Linked DNA regions of Mus musculus: regions 1 and 3 are each linked to region 2. Evidence: chromatin loops called from intact Hi-C (ENCODE). Cell type or tissue: heart. All regions are shown on one strand.

The links. Hi-C counts contacts between places; a loop is a spot of excess contacts. Peaks named below come from ENCODE experiments on the same cell type or tissue, not always from the same donor. Only the 100,000 strongest peaks of a DNase experiment are listed, where the experiment ranks them.
Region 1: a loop joins it to region 2, with 11 times the contacts of the local background. A loop is called at or near these places in 20 of 42 quality-filtered maps.
Region 3: a loop joins it to region 2, with 18 times the contacts of the local background. A loop is called at or near these places in 15 of 42 quality-filtered maps.

Annotation. Positions count from the first base shown.
Region 1 is chr3:62,456,963-62,459,462 of GRCm38, forward strand. It overlaps Arhgef26 (Rho guanine nucleotide exchange factor (GEF) 26), which reads left to right. Exons shown (of 14, transcript NM_001081295.1): 12 at 1,411-1,478. Among named protein-coding and RNA genes, the nearest start is that of Dhx36, 49 kb to the right of the region's middle. In heart, a CTCF peak has its summit at 1,519 (motif pointing left); no DNase peak of the experiment used is centred here.
Region 2 is chr3:61,243,217-61,245,716 of GRCm38, forward strand. No RefSeq gene overlaps it. Among named protein-coding and RNA genes, the nearest start is that of Rap2b, 120 kb to the right of the region's middle. In heart, a CTCF peak has its summit at 1,075 (motif pointing right); no DNase peak of the experiment used is centred here.
Region 3 is chr3:62,191,556-62,194,055 of GRCm38, forward strand. No RefSeq gene overlaps it. Among named protein-coding and RNA genes, the nearest start is that of Arhgef26, 150 kb to the right of the region's middle. In heart, a CTCF peak has its summit at 1,159; no DNase peak of the experiment used is centred here.

The DNA of each region.
Region 1 (2,500 bases), 1.2 Mb after region 2:
TAATTGCATTATCTATTTATTTTACTTTTAAACATATACCAATTTATTTATTTTTGGCTTTTTAAGTCAATCTCATTATATTGCAAAGAGTGGCCTTTACCTTGTGGCAGTCTCCTGCCTGTCAGAGTTTATGATCTGGTAATAGCAGCAAACAACTGATCAAGGTTCAGCTTGTGATTATTAATATGATTCTCTTATAATCAGATGTTTACTGAGCACCAGTTACACTAAGCTGTGCTCTGGAGAGAATCTAATTAGCCAGGCACATAACTGTGTGGATGTGTGATGTGAGTGTGGGTGTTAGAAGAGGCCAGAGGTATCAGATCCCCTGGAGCTGAAGTAATAGGCAGTAAGCCACCTATGTGGGTACTAGGAACTGAACCTGAAGTCCTCCACAATAGCAAGTGCATTTCTGAGCCTTCTCAGCAACTGCAAAAGGCAAGGTTTCTAACAGGCAATAGTGAATGGAGTGCAGAAAAGAAAGGGAAGCGGGAAGATCACGGAGGACAAGCATGGGCTGCTGTGCCTGCCCTGTTGCCAGTCCTTATGTGGGCTGCTCTGCTTGGTAGGGTAGAGGAGTGCATACATGTCCAGGAGTAAAAATAGGTCACTAGGTATTGGGAGAATTAAAAAAAAAATGTTCTTCAAGTTTTTGGGTATAAAGATGTCTGTCCAGAAGGTGTATTGGTATAGTAAATTGGCTTAGATTGCTTATCTCTGAAATGCTTTTATCCTACAGATGGCATTTTTGGAAGATTTTATAGAGAACTAAAATAGTATATACACATAGTTTGATTTGACTAATTGCAATTCTAGCGCTTGCTTTTCTAAATACACAGGATGATGTGGTGGTGGAACAGCGCTGTGCTTGCCCAGGACTTGTAGTAGTCATAGTAAGGTTTTCGTTTTACACAGCTGTAACAGCATATTAAAAATATTTTGGCTATTTTTTTTTCTAACTATGCTCATGAAAATAGTTTAAAGCATTTGAGAATAGTCTAAATATTTCAGAATTTTTATTTCAATAATGTTCACACATAGAAAAGGGATTTCCCAGCTTCTTTACCAAAGTAGTTGAGTATATGGGAGGGAAAGGCCCCCTTAAGAGGGAAATTGGTCCTTTCAACTGTTAAACATCAGATGATTGTGATAAGTATCTGATTCAATGGCTAATCACTTCTCCATTAAATGTCCAACAGTTATATGAGAAGTCTCCTTTACCCAATAACTAGCCACATTTCTATTTGTTTGACAATGATAACTCTTCCCTTTTTAAAAATCACTCCTGTCCATTTTCAAGGCCAGTCCCCTACCTTATGTTTTAGAAATAGGTTTGCAGTGGCTGTCTAGAATAAACTGCTTTCAGTGTATAGAGAACTAATCTAAATTGCACCTGCTCTCTGTGTTTAGGAGTGAGCGAGCCCGCTGGATCACAGCCCTGGGACACAGCAGTGGGAAACAGCCACCAGACAGAACCAGTAAGTTTCTAGGAACACGGAGGGGCTCTGCCCTCTGCTGGCCAGCATGGTTACTGACTGGTTACACTATCTTCATCTCTACTGATTTTTAAAAGGTTCCTTCCAAGACAGCTGTTAGTTCCTCCCATGTTAGTTGCTAAACATGAAAAATCACTGTTCAGTTTTTCTGGGTTTATTTCTCCATCTGTGAGTCAGAGATATTGGGTTCACTTCGGGATACTGGGAGGACAAAGGTCAATTATAGAGGGTCAAAGTCCTGCTCGAGCCATAAAATGCTTATGGCTAGTGGTTACTAATAGGCTTGAATATAAACAGAAAAGTGTTTGTTTTTTATTGCTTTGAGAAAAAGACTTGCTATGTAGCTCTGCCTGGGTTTCACACTGGTCCAGGCTGGCTTTGAACTCAAGTTTTTGCCTCAGCTTTACACAGGGTGGCATGAGCTACCATATCTGGTTACAAGTTTTTGGTCTAAAGAAAATTACATCTTTTCACGATCCTTTTTAGTGTAGGTGGCAATGTCAAGAAAATGTACTTTATTCCTCTGGTGTCATAGTATGCACATTCAATGGTGACACTATATTTCTGGATGACTGAAGGATGAGGCTTGCAAAGGTGGGTTTCTGGAGCCCTTTAATGATCACAGCCTTTAGAGTTAAAGCAAAAGTGGTCGGCTTGACGTCAAATTTTATATTAAAAACAAATAATGAAGCCATGTCAGTTCTGCTGAGGTTGTATTGTTGCAAGTCAGCATTTGGGGGCACTCTGAATTCATCTGGCCATTGTCTGGAGCCTTCATTTTTTTTCTAAGCTTTGCCACAGCCTTTATGCCTGGTTCCTGATAGGATAGGGTAACTGTAGATAAAGCTCCGGGCATTGCAGATGGTATGAGTTGTATAATCTTGGCCTGCCACTTCCTCTCTCACCTCCATTTCTCCGTGTAACACATTGAATGACTCCTGCTACTGTTGAGCATCTCCATGCATCATAAGAGTCCTCCTGACCCCAACATTTAAAACCAGGCA
Region 2 (2,500 bases):
TTTGCTTGCTTGGTTTGTTTTTGTTTTTGAAACTTAGCCTAGGATTTCTTTGGGAATGTTAACTCTTTTGACAACAAAGTTTGACTGCATGTCAATAGCCACTGATGCAGAGACCCACACAGAGACCAAGGAACCTGGGAATCTAATGATGTGGCCATGAAGAGCAAAGTGTGCCAAGTGCTGGTAAAGGCAGAAGGGACTTCTGGGTTCTGCATGGGCACTTACCTTAGGATGCAGCCCAGGAAGGAACCTTCTTAGGAAGAACTGATCCTTAGAAAAGCAATTCAGAACAAACTCCAAAACCATGCAAGATGTTCTCTGTCTTCCTACATGATCATTTAAAGTCCGAATTAACAAATTCTTCCAACTTAACAAATGTATTGCTGAGCTTCAAATCCAATATTCTATGTAATAACATCTCCCTTTAGTTCTCCCCCAAACCCCTCTGTGTGTGTGTGTGTCCCCATGCATGTATGTGAGTATAATTACAAGTAAATGAATGGAAGATATTAACATTTATATAAATGACAGTGGATTATACATCTTCAGTTTTGAACTTAAGCTTGGTTTGTTTCATCTAAGTTATTTTTGGCAGGTTTCACAATCTTTATGCATGTCTAAGTTTGTGAATGGATTCAATAGTAGTAGCTTTATGTCACAAGAATATTAAATGCACTGTTAGATAACAAACATGGACTATTTAACATAATGCTTAGCATGTAGTGGGTGTTTTTAAAAGGACAATAACTAATAAAAGACTATATTTAGATTTAGCTTTCAAGTCCAAGTTCCATTCCATCCTATTCCTGAATGACCTTGGGCTCTAAACTGAATGAGTCTATCCTGCTTTGCCCTTTGGAGTTGGCTGCCACGCCACCCAGAATGGGAGCTACACAGAACTCACAATAAATCATTACTGTCGTTTTTATTATACTCTATGAAACAAATATGTTTTGGGTATTTCTGTGCATAAATATTTTGTTCATTCTTGGAAGTTAGAAATAAGCTGATTTCATAGTATAAAATGTTCCAAAATACAAGACTCAGGTTTCAAAACCACAACCATTTACAAGTGCTTGACACAAGATGGCGCCAGACTATTTCTATTCTATCTCCACACTTGGTTCAAGCAACAGGATGAAAGCGCCTGTGTTGTAGGAAAACAAATCTTCACTGTATTGTATCATCTTCCCCCCTCACCCCTCGCTGCCCCACTCCCCTTTAGAGGCAGGCATAATTTTAATGTCGAGCACCTATAAGACATGACACTAAAGAAATCATTTTAGTTGATTCTCTTATTTTACTGTATGGAATATTTTGCGTGAAACATTTAAGATTTTTTTGGCCCTTCTTCATTTAAGATTCTTTTCAAAACTGTTTTACAAATAATACAAAAATCTAATAGTTGGGAAATAGTAAAGTGGACTGATACTCCACTCCCTCCTCCCCGGCTTTTATTTTTGGGTTTATTTTCCAAAACTTATGCAATTTGTGAATTTTTTTTTCCAGTCACACGTTTTCTCTGAATTTGCTTTCAAGCTTCCAATAGATACAGATACGGGAAAGTTCCAGGCTCTCCACACCACTGGGACTTTGACTTCAGTCTAAGTCAGGAGGGCTGTGACTTATCACAAACTTTCTTGTTTGTGTGGGGCTTGAAATCCATCAAGCATTAACTGTAGAGAATGCTGTCTTCTCACCAGCTGCCCTGAGTACCCCAGTAAGACTCTGCCAGTGACATCATGTTTCCTAGAGCCTGGAGCTCCGTGGCTCCTTTGCTGGCTGGAATATTGCTGTCTTTTTCTTCCTTAGCTAACCTCCAACCTGAGCATCAGAGTCAGCTGTGAAAATGTCTCCTTCTGCTCCCTAATTTTATTTTTAATTGACTGCATTGAGCTAATGCTATCTATGAAAACTTTGTAGTTCATAAGCAAAACCCCTCATCTTGACATAAACAAAGCCCTGTCCCAGGAAGGACAGACGTGTGCATGTGGATATACTCATAGACACATATCATTTACGTGGTAGTTTTATCTTGTATCTGTGGCTCCTGCTAGTTTATTGGTATCTGTCCATGCAGGACCACTGGGGAGGATATCGGCTCCCAGTTTACCACCCATCTACCCAGTTTAAGCTGAGAACTCCGCTCACTTACTCATGCTTATTGGTTCTGAGTGAGTCTGAGGCTATGATCTCCACCTGAGAGGCTCTAAGGCAGAACAGGAAGGGTGTGCACAGCAAATAGGAAAGAATTTGTCTTCCTGAACAGGTGATTAATTCTCCAGTTGAAGGCTAATCTGGCTAATTTGTGTTTGAATCCTCTAGTGAGAAGTAAATGACTGAAAGGATGTTCTCTCATTTTGGATCTCTGTGATTCTTTGTCCCACAAAACTGAGGGGAGGAAGAGACAGAAGCTGAAATAACCTGAAATAACTAAATGCTAGAATCCACTTAGTAAGGTAGGGTAGCAGGGGGTTTGTAGAGTGTACACTGCAGGAAG
Region 3 (2,500 bases), 950 kb after region 2:
ACTATGAACACTGCAGTAACCGGGTTCTCTGTCACTGGCCGAGTTCTGATAAATTACACTTTGTTTTATTGCCTGGTTATCTGGAGATCTGGAAAAGAATCAAGGAGGAATGGCATTATCTATATTTCTCTGGATTACAGCAGCCTGGGTACACATGACTATGACTTGGTTCCGGTAAAGTCAAACATCAAATGAATCTACTAGTTTCTTTTCAGAAGACGCTTACGTGTTTCAAATGTACCATTCACAATTCCTACTCACTGCAAATGCTTCTTCTGCACCCAGACTGCAAAAATGGAGAGCTCATTGTAACTGAAACCCTGTGAAAACAAATGCTATCCAGTAAAGTCACTGGTTCTGCCCTTCACTGTTTAAGTTGGTGCTGTATTGGCCTTCTGCCCAAAGCCTTCCTCAGAGGAACCTGTTCTAAGAAAACCACCAAAATTCAACACTTTGTTGGTTGGGCTAATGATTAATTTAGACTATAGAATTCTTTTCTTGGATATTTTCTTTATTTACATTTCAAATGTTGTTCCCTTTCCCAGTTTCCCCTCCAGAAACCCCCTATTCCATCCCCCCTTCCCCTGCTTCTATGAGGGTGCTCTCCCCAAGCCCCCACCCACTCCTGACTCCCTTCCCTGGCATTCACCTACACTGGGTCATAACTTTTTCAGTATAGCCCATATATTTGTAAAGAATTATTGAGCTTATAACACATTTTTAAAACCTTCCCATATCCCCAACCTCTATTTTCTTTTTATAAATTAGAATGTTTTCACAGAAAATAGCAGAGGACAAATTTTCCACAGTATGAACTGTCCAGATGAAAAGATCAGAATTTAGTGTATCCATCTGACTTTATCTACCATAATGTAAAGGAATGAGAAAATTGCATAATTTGCTGATTATGCCTTATTAACTACTGAAATTTTCCTGGTGGTGGGTGAAAGTTTGTCACCAGTGTCAAAACATCCCTACTGACACCAACAGTAACAACCTGGAAATTATATACCAGCAGCACAAGGACATCAAGAGCACCCATACCATGACAGACAATGTACAGATTCGGCTTGCTTCCTTTCTCCATCAGCTCTTATGTTCTAGCAGAACCTGAAAATAGGCAGTGTTTTAAAATAAGGCAAACAGCTCTGTCTAGTGGTGAATTTTATGATTGCAATCTAGGTCATGAATAGTTTCTTTTGAAAATCTAAAACTTGGCCAGCAAAGCTGACAGGAAATGGTTATTGTGATCTCTGCTCATTGAACACAAGGGATCAGCACTTAAGGTCATATTTTCTCCATTTTGGGCACTTTTCCTGGTAATTAAGAGAGACAAACAGGTGTGAAACCCACTTCAGGAAAAGGAAATGCAAAAAAAGCATTTAAAAGTGTTAAGCTTTTTTAAAAAGTGAAATTTCACTTTTCAAAAACTTTGTCAAACATAGGAAGAAATCTTAGCCGGGGCCCAACTTTAGCCTGCCTTCCTTTCTTATTTTCATGTCTTTTAATAATAGAACTCCTGAGTCTAGCTCCACATCAAAACTATAGCAGTCTTCACAGGGCAGACAGAAGCCATGGAATGGCAGTTGGGATCCCTGGTTTAACAGCAGTTTCCACAAACGTCTCCAGAATGTTCTCAGAACACTGTGTGTCCAAAACTAAGAATGGAAGCAATTTTCTCTCAGCTCCATCATGAAGCACTCCAAAAGTCAGCAGTTCTTTTGCACACAAAATATGGAGCACCAAGAAAACCTGACTTCCACAGAGCATTATGAAGCACTGTATAAAGCATTTAAAAAGAGGAAAATGGACTTAAGATTGGCGAACAGTCTAAGTGAGGGCTGATATCAGCGACTATTATATTTCTGGCTAAATCATATAGAAAGGATGTTTGCAAATTAAATCAAAGCTTACTGACAGGGAAAATAAGGATAAGGCCATTTTCCTTTTCAATGATGGTACTGACCCAGGGCCTTACATGTACTAGATAAGGTGTCCTACTAACAAACCTCTCCAGAATGTTCTCAGAACACTGTGTGTCTAAAACTAAGAATGGAAGCAATTTTTTCTCTCAACTCCATCATGAAGCACTCCAAAAGTCAGCAGTTCTTTTGCACACAAAATACACACAGTATTTTGCACACAGGCTACTTGTTAACACACAATAGTTATAAGATAATGAGTGTGTGGTTATATTAAAAAATGATGATCAAAACTTTACACCTTTGCATGAATTTGCTAAAGATAATAGCCAAAGGGATATTTAATTTAGTGAAGTAGTTACTTAAGCATTAATATATTCAAGGAATATTTCAGTGCAAAAGAATATTTTCTTTTGAAAAATAATTGTACAACATAGTTGTTTGACAACAAAATTGAAGTAAATTAAAAAGTATAGAAAATGTTTTTGTTCTTAAAAAAACATAAATGCTAGATATGAAGGCAGGACCACCAATGTGTAGGTATATCCTTTAAGATTTCACCTCTGTGAAGCTGAGAT